Linked DNA regions of Homo sapiens: region 1 is linked to region 2. A link is an interaction called in ENCODE POLR2A ChIA-PET data of the cell type or tissue named here. Cell type or tissue: Panc1. All regions are shown on one strand. Links, peaks and the distances in the headings refer to the core of each region. The heading gives the core; the rest is flanking DNA.

Region 1 (2,913 bases), core at 131-2,630, 110 kb after region 2:
GACCTCGTGACCCGCCTGCCTCAGCCTTCCAAAGTGCTGGGATTACAGACGTGAGCCATGGTGCCCAGCCACTCCTTTCTTACTCCTTTTTAGTCCAGTGAAATCTAGCTAGCTTCTCCCTTACCCGTAATTGTTTCATTGTAACTTATTCTTGCTGAGATTACTAGAGCTATATTTAGACCTCCTAAATAGTATCATCCACTGCCTACAGTCCTTTGGACTGTATTCAGTTCGTGTGACCCCTCCCTCGCATGGAAACTCTCTCTTGCCTTAGTTTTTATGGCATGACAGCCTTATGCTTGCCTTCCTGTCGCAGAGCTCGTGTATCCAGCAATTATCGGTGCTCCCAAGGTTCCTTGTTCTTCCCCCTTCAGAGGTCTGTGCTCCTCAACAACTCTGACCCAGCCGTGGTTCCAACAACCATGCCAATGTGAAGGACCCTAGATTTCCATCTCCAGCAAGGACCTCTTTCCAGAGTGTTGGATGGGTATTCCCATTAACCTACTAGACAGCTGCATGTGGATCTCTCAGAGCCCCTTTAAACTCAGATCATCTTCCCACCAAAATCTGTCCTCCCCTCAACTCAGGACAAAGACCTCACTGTAGGAGAACAAAGGAAGTGGAAATCTAACAGGTGGCAGTTCACCTACAAAACCTTAGTGTCATGCAAGAGGGCTGTCCTGTGCGGTCATTCTCAGTATTGAGCCAATGTAATGAAGAAGCGTGTAGTGTGTGGTGGGCATTTTCCATTATGTTTTGGTGGCCCCACATGGCTGGACTTCCCAGGAGCTTCCCAGAGCTCCTGCTTTGGTTAATGGTGAGCATTTAGGCCAGACGGCCTTGCAAATATCTTTCCTACATGGGACACACTGTTGCAGCCTTGCTCTAAGGCATAGCCTGCCTTTTTTTTTTTTTTTGGTATGATAAAAGAAATATAGAATATTAATATATTCTCCCTGGCTTTCAAAGATTCCCAGTGCATTTTTCTAATACAGCAGCTATTTACATTATATTTTCTTCTTGATTCATCATTTTTGAATGAGGCCTTGTGGGTTTGAGGGCTGGTGAGAAATAGTGCCGGGGAGAGGGTGAGGAAGATTGCTTTAGATGAGAGGCACGACTGTAAATCTTGAAGTAAAATTATCTTTGTGAACTAAACGGTACCTGAATTTTATTCAAATGAAAAGCTGGGCAATTGAGTGTGATTTAAAATGATCACTGTTCTATACTTCAAATGCACTGAAACAGGTTTATTTTGCAATAACCTGGAGAACATATGCAAATTGAAGTTATATTGTTTAATCTGAAGAAGTGAAGGCTGACTGAATAATCGGACTGCAAGGATATGAAGTATTATGTTGAGGATATATACCACGATTTACCATTAAATAGTACACAAAATTAAAATGGACTTAAAATGCTCAGGAAATATGTATTGTTAGATAATAGAAAAGTTAAAATTTCTAAAAATAGCTAATGCTTCATGGATTTTTAAAGTTTTGTTTTGTTTTGTTTTTTTGTTTTTGAGATAGGGAGAAGATACTAGGGGAAAAAAGCAGATGGAAAACTTCCTTGTGGTTTTTCTGTAGTAGCTTAGAGTCTGTTCTAAGGAGCAGAGATTTCAGAGTATGGTCTTGGAAACCTTTGTGTTCTTTGTTTCTTGTAGACGCCACACGCCTCTGTCCCCTGGCCACAGAGGCTGATTTTGCTGTATCTGACATGGGTTTCTTGACCTGCTGGGAAGGCCCAATGTCTAATTTCCTGGTCTGCACCCTGCAGAAACCAGTGGAAATTAAGCAGCGATCGATTATCCTACCCCATCACACCTTTCCTAGATCAGATGATGCTGGCTGAGGCTTTGAAGTATTGACAACACACTCTTTTTTCTTTTTACACCTTTTCTTCAGAGGACCTGACTCATTCCCTGTAAAGGGAGGAATCACTGCAGAGACACCCCCTGTAGCCACACTGCACCCTTGCAGGGGCTGGGGGACGAGAAGCAGGATGTTGGTAGTGGTGTTGTTACCTCTCATGACACGAATCAGGCCCTTCCACCATACACTTCATTGAGGGGATTCTGAAATGGGGTCCTAAGGTTGCTCTGCTCTGAGATGGAGCGTGGAGCACCGCCTCGCACTGTTGCTCTGGGGTTTGTCTTTTGCCTGGGTCTAGCTTAGCAAGGGCAATGGCAAGAAGGGGTTTGGGAGTCAGGAGACTATTAATTCCAAGGGCCAAGGATTGGCACATCTTGGAATATTCCAGAAGTGTCCGCTCAGATGGCAAATATGGGGACAACGTTACCGGCCCTCCTTCCAGCAAGGAGGCTAATATAGACCCACTCACTGCTACCAACCACCAACTCTTGACCCTTGGAATGAAACAGTCTGTTAACTCCCAAACCCCTTCTTGCCATTGCCCTTGCTAAGCTAGACCCAGGCAAACGACAGGCCCCAGAGCGACGCTGCAAGGCAGTGCTTCGCGCCACTTTCATCAGGGAGGTGCCTGTGAGATTCTGCCTCGTCCCCATGACCTAGTTCATGCCCTCGATATGCCGGTGAGATGTGCAGGAGCTTCCTGAAGGGCCGCATCATCCAGCCTTTATTTTTGTACCTCTGTATGAGTTTTTCTCAACTCCTGCTGTCCAGTAGCCTCACTTAGGGAACCTGTAAATAATACCTATGCTTGGGCCCCACCCAAGACCCATTAAACTGGATTATCTGGGGAGGAAACCTGGCAGTGGTGCTTTTTAAAAAGCTCCCCAGATGACTTTAGTGTGCAGCCTGGATTGAGAATTGCTGGATCAATTGCTGGGGGAAGAGAGAGTTCTGTGCCAGCATATGAGTGGGTTTTCATAACACTAAGGAGCCTTACTGTGTGTAGGTGATACCTACACTTCAACCAGGAGTTCTGACA
Region 2 (2,913 bases), core at 262-2,761:
TATCCACGCTATGTGGGCATGTGATGGTGCTGTCCATCTGGAAATCTTAGAAAACGGTGTTTTTACCTGTGCTCATGGCCGTGGGCAAAAGGCCTCTTACAGACTCTTAGAAGAAGATAACATAATAAAAGCTAATATTTGTTGAGTGCTTATTATGTAAAATCTCCTTTAATTTTTCCACCATCCTTATGAGGCAGGTGTTATTATTATCCCTAATTTACCCGGTCTTGGTGGTAAAGACAGCCCACCTTTGCTGCTACCTTGCTGCAGTGCCCGTGCAGGAGCCTACAGGCTCCTAGGTGGTTTCCAAAGCTGACTCTACATCAAAATTCCACAAAAAGTCGAGACAACTGCAGATTTCCAGGGTCCACGCCCAAAGATTTTAATTCAGTAAACCTTGAGAGGGTGAGGGTGAGGGCTCGGAGATGGAATTATTGCAAGCATCCCAAGGGATTATGAAGGAATCTGCCCGTGGACAAGCCCCCAGGAACACTGGCTGACACGAGCACATATGTGGCCATTCCTGTTCTGTGCGTTTGGCTGAGAAGGCGTGTAGGTCACAGTATTCTTTCCTGCTAAGCCTCGACTTGGCCTCAGAATCCGTCTCAGTGCAGGCAGTGACTAGCAATCATTTGCAGGTGGCTTCAAGACAAAACCAATTTGTCATCCTCAGCCTAGAGCCTCCAGAAAGGGTACTGAAGAAGCTGAGTTTTATCACAGTCCACCAATTCAACAAAGAAAATGACAGAGTATCTCTGCACCTCTGGCTTCTTTCTACTGTGCAATGGGGGGAGAAGATCATGAAACTTTTCACCTTCCTGGAGAGGGTAGATTCTTATCTCTAAATTACTCTGTTAGTGAAGGGAATGCTGGCTATTATAACATTTTATAACATGTTATAACTGTCATTGAAACTGTTCTGTGGTTAGTTTTTTTTTTTTTTAAGCAATCAAATGATCAGGTTCTACCCCATGAATTGGATTAGCTTGCACATGTTGGACCTATTAGTTAGGATGGCTCTCAACACCAAATCAGTCACATTTAATCAGCAGCAGGGAATGGGAAAGGGGTCCTGTTCCAACCAGCCCCTCATGTTCCAGGCAGATGAAGGCTCTGTCGTCCTTGATGTATGTTTTCTAGATCCCCCAGGTGTTGACCTCCAGGAGACAGATGGTAGTGAAAGACAGTGGAGAATTGCCCAGGAAGCTCTTTTTTTTTTTTTTTTAAATGGAGTTTCACTCTTGTTACCCAGGCTGGAGTGCAGTGGCGAGATGTCGGCTCACTGCAATCTCTGCCTCCCAGATTCAAGCGATTTTCCTGCCACAGCCTCCCAAGTAGCTGGGATTACATGCATGCGCCACCATACCTGGCTAATTTTGTATTTTTAGTAGAGACAGGGTGTCACCATGTTGACCAGGCTGGTCTTGAACTCCTGACCTCAGGTCATCCACCCACCTCAGCCTCCCGAAGTGCTGGGATTACAGGTGTGAGCCACCATGACCGGCCCAGGAAGTTTTACAGATCGCTGGTAGAGGGAAAATTGGCCGGAACCCAGTCACATGGCTATGCTCAACTGCAAATAGCCTGGGAAATAGAGCCCAGCTTGCCCAGGAGGAAAGGGAAGCGGGTTTGATGAGTAGCTAGCCAGAGTTCCCTTGGAGCTAGGGGGGTCTGTGGCCATGCCCTAGAAGGAGTGATTGAGTCCCGCAGAATCCACAGTGGGTAGTTCTTGTGTCAGTGACATGTAATCTTGTCACTCTTGAGTTGTTCCCATATTAGACAATTAAAATACATTCAATGGGACGGTTTTCAAATTTTGAATAGTAAGCACACATACACTCACACACACACACACACAAAATCTAAGAACAATAAATACTTTAAAATTCTTCGGTGGGCGGATCACGAGGTCAGGAGATCGAGACCATCCTGGCTAACACAGTGAAAGCCCGTCTCTACTAAAAATACAAAAAAATTAGCTGGGCTTGGTGGCGGGTGCCTGTAGTCCCAGCTACCCAAGAGGCTGAGGCAGGAGAATGGCATGAACCCGAGAGGCGGAGCTTGCAGTGAGCCGAGATCGCGCCACTGCACTCCAGCCTGGGTGACAGAGCAAGACTCCATCTCAAAAAAAAAAAAAAAAAAAAAATTCTTCTTCCTCATTTGAACACTCTATAGTAATATTTTTGGAGTTCTGGAATTCTCTCCATTATTTAACAATCTCTTATAACTTTTATGGAGCTCTTTACAGTTAAGATCTTAGAATGCCTGTCCAGCTCACCTCATGGTTTTGTTTTTTTTAGCTGTTTGTCTTCCAAACTGTTTTCTTCAACTCTAAGGGAAGCCTGTCAGAATCTGTCCTGGTCTTCTCCGTATTCTGAAATGAAGACTGGAGGGATAAATAGAAGTTTCTGGCTTCTTTGGAAAAATGTTAATCTGGTTCTTTAATTTTGGAAGCAGGTGTCCGTGGTAAGGAAAGTGTGTGCTCTGAGGCCACCTCTGGTATGTGTGTGTGTGTTTGGGGCTGGAGGGTGTGGGGTGTCACCTGGCCAGAGCATTGAACCTCTTATTGTCTCCATTTACACAATGAGGATAATAACAGCAACCTCACAGATGGTAGTGAGGTGTAGGGGAAGCAGTGCCTGATGTATGGTAGGCATCAAAACTGGTAAGTGTTGTTATTCCTATTGTTAATGCCAGAGTCAAGGGGCTCAGACATGGCTCGGGATGTGTGGGTAGAATTTATACGTAGGGATAAGAATCTGTACATATAAATGCAGAACAAAGGTGTGGTCGGGGGTGCTCTCCCGCTGGCCCGCTCCCTGAAGGGCTTCTATTGGGGGTGTCTCCGAGAGTCCTCCCTTGTAACAAACCCTGTATGCCCTCCAGCCCTCGCTGCACAGTGACTCAGTTTCC

The links. Peaks named below come from ENCODE experiments on the same cell type or tissue, not always from the same donor. Only the 100,000 strongest peaks of a DNase experiment are listed, where the experiment ranks them.
Region 1: POLR2A ChIA-PET joins it to region 2 with 12 read pairs; 6 of 35 experiments call an interaction of 5 or more read pairs at or near these places.

What each region holds. Positions count from the first base shown.
Region 1 is chr1:234,713,198-234,716,110 of GRCh38, reverse strand. LOC124904556 (a long non-coding RNA gene) reads right to left here. Exons shown (of 2, transcript XR_007066953.1): 2 at 1-2,913. Among named protein-coding and RNA genes, the nearest start is that of LINC01132, 9.4 kb to the left of the region's middle. RefSeq lists a silencer at 2,855-2,913. In Panc1, for the core only: no CTCF peak of the experiment used is centred there; no DNase peak of the experiment used is centred there; H3K27ac peaks cover 2,500 bases.
Region 2 is chr1:234,823,657-234,826,569 of GRCh38, reverse strand. The region is part of intron 2 of LOC107985365 (a long non-coding RNA gene); the gene reads left to right. Among named protein-coding and RNA genes, the nearest start is that of LINC02961, 65 kb to the right of the region's middle. In Panc1, for the core only: no CTCF peak of the experiment used is centred there; no DNase peak of the experiment used is centred there; H3K27ac peaks cover 2,162 bases.